Regions from separate parts of the Homo sapiens genome. Here region 2 is linked to region 1. Evidence: chromatin loops called from intact Hi-C (ENCODE). Cell type or tissue: PC-3. All regions are shown on one strand. Links, peaks and the distances in the headings refer to the core of each region. The heading gives the core; the rest is flanking DNA.

Region 1 (5,394 bases), core at 333-5,332:
TTTGCCAACTCTTCCTTTAAAGAATCAACAACAAAGAAACAGAGGCTGTTGTAGCTACAGCTGCAGATAGGCTTTTGTGTTTGTATATTTGTGGAATGAAGATGGAGGGGGTTGGCTTTTTCTGGTTGTTTCTACAATATCTATAACTTAGGAGAGATAATAATGTGTTGAGCTTGTGAATTTAGGAGGAATGATTACATGACAACAGAGCATTTTTAAAAGGTAATTTCAAAGTATGAGTTGATTTGGGAAAATTAACAGAATTCCTCAGGTGTTGGGGGTCATTTGAATTTTATGATGAACTTTGCTTGTTCTGATGAAACTTTCTCCAACAACTCTCACATGGAGAAAAGAGAAAGTTGAGTTTAGCCAGAGTGAGGATATTGCCAGTCCAATAAAAAAAAAAAAAGTTAAAGGTATAAGGGAGTTGGCAGTATTTTAAGTATTGTTGTTGAGCTCATAATCTGTGAAATCTAATCAAGAAATGAAGGATAGAAAATACTGCTGAATTAGCTGAATTAGGCAGTTTATTCTATTATAAACCTACATGCACTTGCATGTTCATTGTAGCACTATTCACAGCAGCAAAGACATTGAATGATAGACTGAATAAAGGAAATGTGGTATATATATACCATGGAATCCTATGCAGCCATAAAAAAGAATGAGATCATGTCCTTTGCAGCAGGGACATGGATGGAACTGGAAGCCATTATCCTCAGCAAACAAACACAGAAACAGAAAACCAAATACCACATATTCTCACTTATGAGTGGGAGCTGAACAATGAGAACACATGGACACAGGGAGGGGAGAAACATACATTGAGGCCTGTCGAGGCTAGTAGGAAAAAGACTGAATTCATGAAGTATTTGCCATTAGTGAAGTACAAGTGGTACAAGATTATGTTGAACTAAGAAAAATATCACAAAAGTTGCAATAGAGAAAAGAAGAGAGAAAATTGAAAAATCACACATTAGACTTAACACAAAAGAATCTGATCCGTATCAGTGATTTATCTTTAATTGGGTAACATAAGCCATCATATTAACTTTATTATTCTAATTTAAAATTTGTTTTTGTAGTTTTGTTTGTATTAAGTTGATCACGTATGTTAATATCACAGTGTTATGATGTGGCTAAAAAATTGTTACTATTGTCTTGCTTACACATATCTCACTGGTATAATTAAAATAATTTCATCAGAGAAGAAGTTTCAAATTTAAATAATGGTATTACGGTTGATATAAACATTTTAGATAATATAACTAAATAATAGTTCAGATGATAATTATGGGCCATATAGTGAAGATGAACATCTGTATGTGAATTAGAAAATAAACTCTAAAATAATTTAGGCAAGCTTTGGCTGCTGTGTTCCACCATTCTTGGATATATTCAAATCCCTCTGGAGTCCAAAAGCCCTAATTAAAGCTATGATTAACTAGTTACATTTTCATAACTGAGGTCTAATTATAAGTTCAGACATTTCCCTGCCTAACAAAGAAAAAGCCATTGCTGCTGACAGCTGCACAAGCTATAAACACTGAGAAATAAGTAAGGGAATTTGAAACAGCTCTGTGACATTGTCAGGGTAAAACCCTGCCGTTTCTTTTACTAGAGGTGAGAGAAGATGTATCACTAGGCACATGACAAGACACATCTTTATATGAGGATCAACCAGTCCTCATAGTTTGTAAACTTGTAACTGACAATTTACAAAAAAAAAAAAAAAGACTACAAACTATTGAAGTTTTAAATAAAAATAGAAATATTGCAATCACACAACATTCACAAAACTTTTCTGGGAAAACAATGTATTCATAGTGTTCTTGATTCCTTTATGTAATATTCTTTTGGGTTGCAAAGACAGTTAGCTTCAAGAACAGAATTTAGAGGTATCCCTGTGGCAGTATGATAAATTAAAAATATTTTATAATGTTAAACATCAGCATTTAAATTTCCAAATTTTGATGGAAAGAGCACAACAGACTGAAATTGATCTCTCCATCTCATACATAAGTTGAAATTCTGATCCCAATCTGATGGTGTTTGAAGTCCTGGTCTTTGGGTGGTAATGAGGTCACAGGGTGACCCTCGTGAATTGCATTAACGCTCTTATAAGAAATGGCTGAAGAGCTAGCTAGCTCTTTTTCCTCCATGTGAAGGTACAGGATAAGTAGACTGTCTGCAACATGGAAGAGGGTCCTCACCAGAACTTAACCACACTCATACCCATATCTTGGACTTCTAACCTTCAGAATGGTAAGAAGTAAGTTTTTGGTTTTTGTAAGCAACACAGTCTATGGTAATTTGTTTATAACAGCCATGCTCACTAAGACAGAAGTTGGTACCAATAAGTTGGGTGGTTCTGGAAAAAATATCTGAAATTGTGGAAGAGCTTTGGAACTGAGTCATGGGTAGAAGCTGGAAGAATTTTGAAGTGCATGCTAGAAAAACCTAAGATTGTCACTGAAGGGAATTAAGTGGATCTGGTAAAGACTCAAAAGGAAAAGATGGGAGCTTTAAGGAAAGCTTTATTCATCTTAAAGCATACATGAATACTTACGTACAGAATGTTGCTAGAAATATGGAAAATAAGTTCTTTTTTTTTTTCTTGGCAGAATCTCGCTCTGTTGCCCAGGCTGGAGTGCAATGGCACAATCTCGGCTCACTGCAACCTCCGCCTCCCAAGTTCAAGCAATTATCTGCCTCAGCCTCCCGAATAGCTGGGATTACAGTCGCCTGCCACTACGCAAGGTTAATTTTTGTATTTTTAGTAGAGATGAGGTTTCACCATCTTGGCCAGGCTGGTCTTGAACTCCTGACCTCGTGATCCACCCGCCTCAGCCTCCCAAAGTGCTGGGATTACAGGCGTGAGCCACCATGTCCTGGCTCCTTCTTCTTTATTTCTCCATTTTGGAATGGCAATGTCTATCTTATTTCTGTCACACCATTTTTTTTTAGAAGCGCATAACTTGTTTAATGTGATGGTTAGTTTTAGGTATCAACTTGACCGAATTAAGAAATAGCTAGAGAGCTAGTAAAGCATGATATCTGGGTGTGTCTGTGTGTGGCAGTGTTTGCAGAGGAGACAGGTGAATGAGTCAGTGGAATGGGTGGGGAAGATCTGTCCTTAATATGGGCAGGCATCATCCAACTGGCTGTGGGCCCAGACAGAACAAAAAGTCAAATGAAAGGCAATTTATTTTTCTCTGTCTTGGAACTGGGACACCAGTCTTCTCCTATCTTTGAACATTAGAATTGCAGGCTCTTTTGCTTTTCAACCCCAGGACTTATACCAGTAACCTCCTGGGGTTCTCAGGCCTTCAGCCTTGGCCTGAGAGTTACACCATCACTGCCCTGGTTCTGAGGCTTTTGGCCTTGACTGAGTCATGCTACTGGCATTTTAGGGTCTGCAACTTGCAGACGGCAAGCTGTTATAAGACCTTTTCAGAATCACATGGGCCAATTCCTCTAATAAATTTCTTCTCATATTTTTTCTTCCTTCCTTCATTCCTTCCTTCCTCTCTCTCCCTCTTTCTTTTTCTTTTCTTTTCTTTCCTTCCCTTCCTCCCTTCCTCCCTCCCTCCCTCCCTCCCTCCCTCCCTCCCTCCCTGCCTGCCTTCCTTTCTTCCTTCCTTCCTTTCTCTTTCTTTCTTTCTTTCTGTTTCTTTCGGTGTTTCTTTCTTTCCTTCCTTCCTTCCTTCCTTCCTTCCTTCCTTCCTTCCTTCCTTCCTTCCTTCCTTCCTTTCTTTCCTTCCTTCCTTCTTTCTTTCTCTTCTTTCTTTCTTTTCTCTCTCTCTTTTCTTTTCTTTTTCTATCAATTTACCTGTCCATCTATCTATCTTATTAGCTTTATCTCTCTGAAGAGCCCTAAAAAATACATGAGAGTTTACAGTTTCACAGCTAGATAAGAATTTTGTCTGAGGAACATTTGTACCTCAAATCCTAATCATATTGAATTCAGACAAGACTTTGGACTTTTAACTTTACAGTTGATGTTGGAGTGAGTTAATTTTGGGCCTATTGAGATGAAATGAATGCATTTGCATGTAGAAAGCACATGAATTCTGGGAAGCCAGAAGTGGAATGCAATGAACTGAATGTTTGTGTTCTCCCAAAATGCATATGTAGAAAATTTAATCTCAATGTGATGGTATTTGGGAGTAGGGATTTTGGAAGGTAATTAGGTCACGAAAGTAAAACCCTCGGGAATAAGATTTGTGACCTTAGAAGAGGCCAGTTAGCTTCCTCGCTTTTTAACTTGTGAGGACACAGGAAGAAGATGGTCCTTCAAAACTAGAAAGAAGTTCCTCATCAAAATCCCAACCATGCTGGAACCCTGATCTCAGACTTCCAGCATCCAAAATTGTAAAAATTAAAAATGTTTGTTGTTTAAGTTATCTGGTCTATAGCAATTTGTCATAGCAACCTGGACTAAGACAAACACGCATGGTGAAGTTTAATAAAATAATGAAAGTACATATTGTACTTGACTATTTCATTTTCATATTAAAATCTTTTTACTAAAAAACTGAAATTTTCTTTACAAAAACCAGGAGTCCTAAGATTGATATAATTTTATTTTAATTAGTGCATTTGCTAATTTCACCTTTTATAAATAAACTCATACTTTGGAGAGTTTTCCATTATGAGGTTTTATTTATACATTTATTCGACAAATATATGTGGAATTTGTTCAACAGCTAATATTAATCAGATGTTACCTTAGTCTGTTTGATCAAAGTGAATGCAATAGACACAGCCTTATTCAACTTTCAATCCAGAGGGATAGTTAGCCAGTAAAAAAATGTAATAAAAAAGATATCCTTTATTTCACTCATACTAAAATACACATAATTTTAATGTACGTTTTAACATCTCTGAACTTAGTATTCATTGCCTGATTAATAGAATATTCCTGTTGCTGTGGTCCAGAATGCAGTCTTTTAGTAAAAGTTATTATCTACCTATATATATATTGGTTTAGGCTGTTTATATATCATCAAAGCAGTGGAATTAGGTATTATTTTATTTGAAAAATGCCCCAAATATTAGGAAAAGTAATTCACAGATATAACAGTGCCTTTCAATAAAATAAAAATAAAATACAATAAAGGAAAGGGAATTTCCCTTCAACTTACAAATGAAAGAAAGAGCTGCCTACTGGGCAAAGGATAAGGGAAATGATTGAACCAGCTGAAATTTATAAGAAGTGGATGTGATAAGGCAGCCCTGCTTGGTATAGACAGAGGTGTCAACAATTAAAGAACACACTCATGAAAAAGTGTCTGCTTGTTACTCCTAGTGTAGTATCTGGAAAGCTACATCCATTGGTATTTCAGCACACAGGATATTTCAGAACTATTTGAAGAAGAAGTAAGAGTGCAG
Region 2 (5,394 bases), core at 199-5,198, 56 kb before region 1:
ATTTGGATGTTATTATTAGACATCAAATATTCTGAATGCTTTGAAATACAATAGTTGATAATATTCTTCCTACCTCAAATTGAGTACTGAATAGTTCTTTCCAATGCTAACCTTAGATTTCTGTATTTTTTGATGTTTAGTATTACTCCATAAAGTTTATAAGCAGTTCCACTAATAGGCATATCGACATGGGATCATTTTATAAGATCTGCCAAGTGAGGTGGCAGAGAAGAGACGATGCGAAGTTGTGTCCTTCACAGCATTTATGTACCTATAAATATTCCGAAATATCTCCTCGAAAGTTCATTCAGAGGGGGTGGTTGTAACTTGTTTACAACAATCTTGCACACACCTTGATAAATAGAACTAGCAGATGAACCAAATGGGGAATCAAATCCTTCTAGAAACTATTAAATTACAGCAAAGGACTTATTATAGTGCATCTAATCTCTATTTGAAAATTGTCATTTCTCTAAAGCATAGCCATAAACCAAATTAACTTGAAACGATCCTCCAAATGAGAAGCTGTGTGTGTGTGTTTATGCCTAATAAATGTCTTCAGCTCTGGATGAAAACGCCCACCTGAGCAAACTCATTTCCACCTCTGCCTCTTCATGTAAGTTAATTATGTAAGTAGGGTAAAACCTTACAAACTGTTATGATAAGAATATTTACCTAAGTGAACATCACATCTTTTAAATTTCTACCATCTTCTAATTTCCTGTTGTTCATGTGCAAATGTAAATCCTGCTAATCATGTCTTTCAACTCATGCAATTTTTAAAATTTTATACAACTATTCCTTGATGCATTAGACAAAATTTGCAACTTTGTTTTCAATTTTAAAATCTTTTTTCATTGTTAGGCAATGCAAAATTGATGCATACATATTATAAAATTTACACAATTCAGAATCCTATTGAGAAGAAAATCTAAAACTCCTCTTTTCCTACCAATTGAAGGTACCTCCTCTTATTGTGTTTTTCTTTTGAGTCATGAAATTTTCCTGTGATTTTCTCTGCCAATATTCCCTACTCCTTCTTTCTCTTGCTCTCTCATTTTTCTCTTTTACATATTTTTCTCTTATAATGTGTCTTAGACATTTTTTAATTCATTATTGCAGATTCATTGTGAGTGTTCCCCTCCCCTCCAGACTCTACACTTACACATTGTACTAATCAGGGTTCTCTACAGGGACAGAAATAATAGAATTGATGTATAAATGTAGGGGCGTTTATTAAGGAGTATTGACTCACATGATCACAAAGTGAAGTCCCACAGTAGTCCATCTGCAAGATGAGAAGCAAGAAAGCCAGTCAGAGTCCCAAAACCTCAAAAGTAGGGAAGCCAACAGTGCCGCTGTTAGTTTGTGGCTGAAGGGCTGAGAGCCCCTGAAACACCACTGGTGTAGGCTGAAGAGTCCAAAAGCTGAAGAACTCAGAGCTCGATGTCTGAGGACAGGAAGCATCCAACACGGACACGGGAGAAAGATGAAGCCTGGAAGACTCAGCCAGTCTGGTCCTTCCACTTTCCTCTGCCTGCTTTTATTCCAGCTGCATTGGCAGCTGATTAGATGGTGCCCACCCAGATTGAGGATAGGTCTGCCTCTCCCAGTCCACTGACACAAACGTTAATCTCCTTTGGCAACATCCTCACAGACACACCCAGAAACAATACATTGCATCCTTCAATCCAATCAAGGTGATACTCAGTATTAACCATTATACACATACAACACACACACACACACACACACACACACACACACACACACACACCCCACATTACTATCTCATATTGGAGAACTATAGTTACCTTCATAAGAATTCTTAATATTTCTTCCTTGGGTTATACTTAGATATTTAACTTTTTTTCAGTTGGTGTTTGTAGGAGAATATTTTCCCCCAATATGTCCTCTAACTGTATTTGCTGATATATATAGAAACAAATTCGTCTTATGCAATACTACTTGTTTCCTTTTATGTAATGTTAGTTACATTGGGTAACCCTAACAAATGGAAACTAGACTGATAATAGTAAGTACATTCATTTGTTATCAAATTCAAAGTAATGCTGCCAGTATTTCACCATGATAAGGACTGTTAGTTTGGAGCAATTATGTTTTCACAGATTAAGGAAGAAGCCTATATTATTAGTCTGTTGATTTATTCACTTACTTGTTTATAGCTGTAGATTTGGGGATTAATTTCATATGCTTCAGCATTAATTAAGAATATTTTGAAATTATTTTAGCTTTATGATGAACATATTCTAAATATCACTATATCCATCATAAGTCCTTTAAAAAGTTCTATAAAATCCAATTATTATTCATATTATTCTATATGGAATTTTCATATATATTCCAAAGTTTTATTTTTATTAATCCTTTTTATCTTTTCAAGTTTATAGTTATACTTTTTTAAAAAAAATTGGGATTAGACTAGTATATAAAAGAATTTGTACTGTTACCCTTTTTTAGTTTCTAAACTATGATTTTGAGGTATAAGTGAATTGTTCAGTAGAATATAATTTTGAGTTGCTACTTTTATAAGTGTTTAAGCCAATCTGATTGTTGACATAAAGCAAATTAAATATACACATACACACACACACACACACACTCACAGTGTATAGTAGACTTAAAATATATAACTTTTTATTTGTTGTGTTGTTTGATATACTTGTCATTATTTTTATAATTTCATTTTGCATTTACAAAATTTATTTTTTGTCTCTTTTCCTGACATTTATTAGGCTGACATAATTTCTACTTTCCTACATTTCTTTTTTCTTTGTAAAATTAAACATCCTATTTTTCTTCTCAGCAATTGCAATTACAATAACATATGTCTAGATGTGAATGTATCTTTTATCCAATGCAACATTAATCTCTGTATTAAAACCTAGAACAGTATTCACCACCATTTATGTCTTTGAGTACTCCCTCTTGCATTCTCTATATAAATAAGAATGCCTAGGATGAAAGCCAGAAACTTTTTATAATCTAACTTCAGAAGTGACATCCCATCATTTCTGTGGTGTTATATATTCTCCAAAAGTGACTCAAATACATACATTCCACACTGTAGAGGTGGCTGCTGCACAAAGGCATGGATTCCAGGAAACAGGGATCACTGGGGGTCATTTAAGATACTGCCCATCGTAATAATTATTTAATGATATGGTTTTACCTCTGAAACTCATAACCCATCCATATTGTTTCATATGTAATAAAATGTAGGATTTTAACCTGTATCTGTTCAAAATGTTTAATGATGTTATTGTGACAAAAAATATAAAGTATTTTATTTCTAGTTCACAAGGTTTTACAGGCAGCAAATAAACATTATAGCATGAATCATTTCTATCTGTGTCTTTATTTGTGTTTAACAGATCCTATCTCTCAAAGGCTGACAGTCACCAAGGTACACTCATATTACTGAAATTATTTGATTTTTAAAATATAATAGCATGTTTTCCAGTGGTGGTATAATAATTCATTTAGATCTTAATTTCATTTCTGTTGGCCAGCTCCTCAGTCACTCCCCTATTCTTAGCGGGGGAAAAACAACACACACACACAACACACACACACACACACAACAAAAAACAAAGCACAATGTTGACTCTTAGTTTTCAATGAAAGACCACAGGGTAAACCTTCTGAGAAAAGGGATTTAGTTCAGTTTAACCAGTTCTCAATTTCTAGCACAAAGAATATACAAACAATATACATTTTAAAATTTTTAAATATTGAGTCCAATTTAATATTTGATGAAATAAAAAACTGAAAATGAAATGGCAGATTCTCCTGAGTGTGAGAGAAAATGGTATGACCACAAATGGGTCAATGCATTTTAGACCTTTACAGTGGTCCCTGAGGTTCTGAACAATGATCATATCAGCAGCAACATTGTTGTTCATTATACTGTAAATGTATGTTAGACCTCTAAGATCCTTATATAAAATTGGAACGGAAAGTAAACTGCTATAATGACTGAGATTAAAATTCCCACATGATCGTTGAGATATTGGCATAGTACTGATTTCAGGTTGGATTTATTTTTACGATTTCTTTTTCTTAAACCATTACTTTTTAACACTTTGAGTATCCAGTCTAAGCAATACATCTGTTACATACATGGAGGCTTATATAAAATTGCTAATATTTAAAATAGTTGCAGGCAAATTACCCAATTTAAAGTATCATTAAAGTTGATATATTTAAGGACACGTGTCATAACCCGTACAGGCTTTTTTTTGAGACAGAGTCTCACTTTGTCATGTAGGCTGGAGTGCAGTGGCACAAGCAGGGCTCCCTACATCCTTGGCCTTTCAGGCCCAAACAATCCTCCTGCCTCAGCCTCCTGAGTAGCTGGAACTACAGATGTGCACCACCACGCTCGACTACTTTTTGTATTTTTTTGTAGAGATGACGTTTTGCCATATTGCCCTGGCTGGTCTCAAACTCCTGAGCTCAAGCCACCTGCCAGCCTCAGCCTCCCAAAATAGTAGGATTACAGGCATGAGTCACCTCACCCGGTTTCTTACAGGCTTTTAATAAGAGCATCATTGTGAATACATGTCTAAAATACATTGTATTTTTAAATATGTTTGAATCTACCTTTTGCTTATTCTTAATTGTAAATGTGATAAATGCAAAGTCAAGGAGGATATCATAGTAAGATTCTCTTCATATGTCTGAGTATTTTTGATTAAGAGGATGTTGGAAGACTGTAGGCAATTGCATTAGCTCCCTATTACTGCTGGAACAAATTACCACAAATGTAGTGGCCTAAAACAACACAAATTTGTTATCTTGTAGTTCTGTCAGTTAGAAATATCACTAGGCTAAAATGCAGGTGCTATGGTCTAAACATTTGTGTCCTCTCGAAATTCTTAAGTTGAACTCCTGACCCACAATGTAACGATATTAGGAGTTTGTGCCTTTAAGAGGCGAGTAGGTCATGAGGTCAGAGCCTCCATGAATGGGATTAGTGCCTTTATAAAAGAGGCCCTAAAGGGATAGATCCCTATAGCCCCTTTTATTATGCAAGGCACAGCCAGAAGATGGGTCCTTCCCAGAAATCAAATCTGCCTTGATCTAGGACTTTCCAGCTCCCAGAACTGAGTGAAATACATTTCAGTTATTTATAAGCCATCTGGTCTATGGTATTCTGTTACAGGTGTTAGAATGGACTGAGACACCAAGTACTGGCAGAGCTTTGTTGCTTTTTAGAGGGTTTACAGGAGAAGCCCTTTCTTCTAGAGTTTAGAGACTGCCTGCATTCCTAGATGGCTCTCTTCCTTCATCTTCAAAGTCAACCAAGGTGGCTAGGTTGCTTCTCACAGGGCATCATCGCTCTGACCTATGCTTCTGGCTTCATGTCTT

The links. Peaks named below come from ENCODE experiments on the same cell type or tissue, not always from the same donor. Only the 100,000 strongest peaks of a DNase experiment are listed, where the experiment ranks them.
Region 2: a loop joins it to region 1, with 5 times the contacts of the local background. A loop is called at or near these places in 1 of 110 quality-filtered maps.

Annotation. Positions count from the first base shown.
Region 1 is chr5:19,312,885-19,318,278 of GRCh38, reverse strand. No RefSeq gene overlaps it. Among named protein-coding and RNA genes, the nearest start is that of LINC02100, 570 kb to the right of the region's middle. In PC-3, for the core only: a CTCF peak has its summit at 3,239; a DNase peak (open chromatin) is centred at 3,138; H3K27ac peaks cover 1,872 bases.
Region 2 is chr5:19,368,858-19,374,251 of GRCh38, reverse strand. No RefSeq gene overlaps it. Among named protein-coding and RNA genes, the nearest start is that of CDH18, 620 kb to the left of the region's middle. In PC-3, for the core only: no CTCF peak of the experiment used is centred there; no DNase peak of the experiment used is centred there; H3K27ac peaks cover 1,108 bases.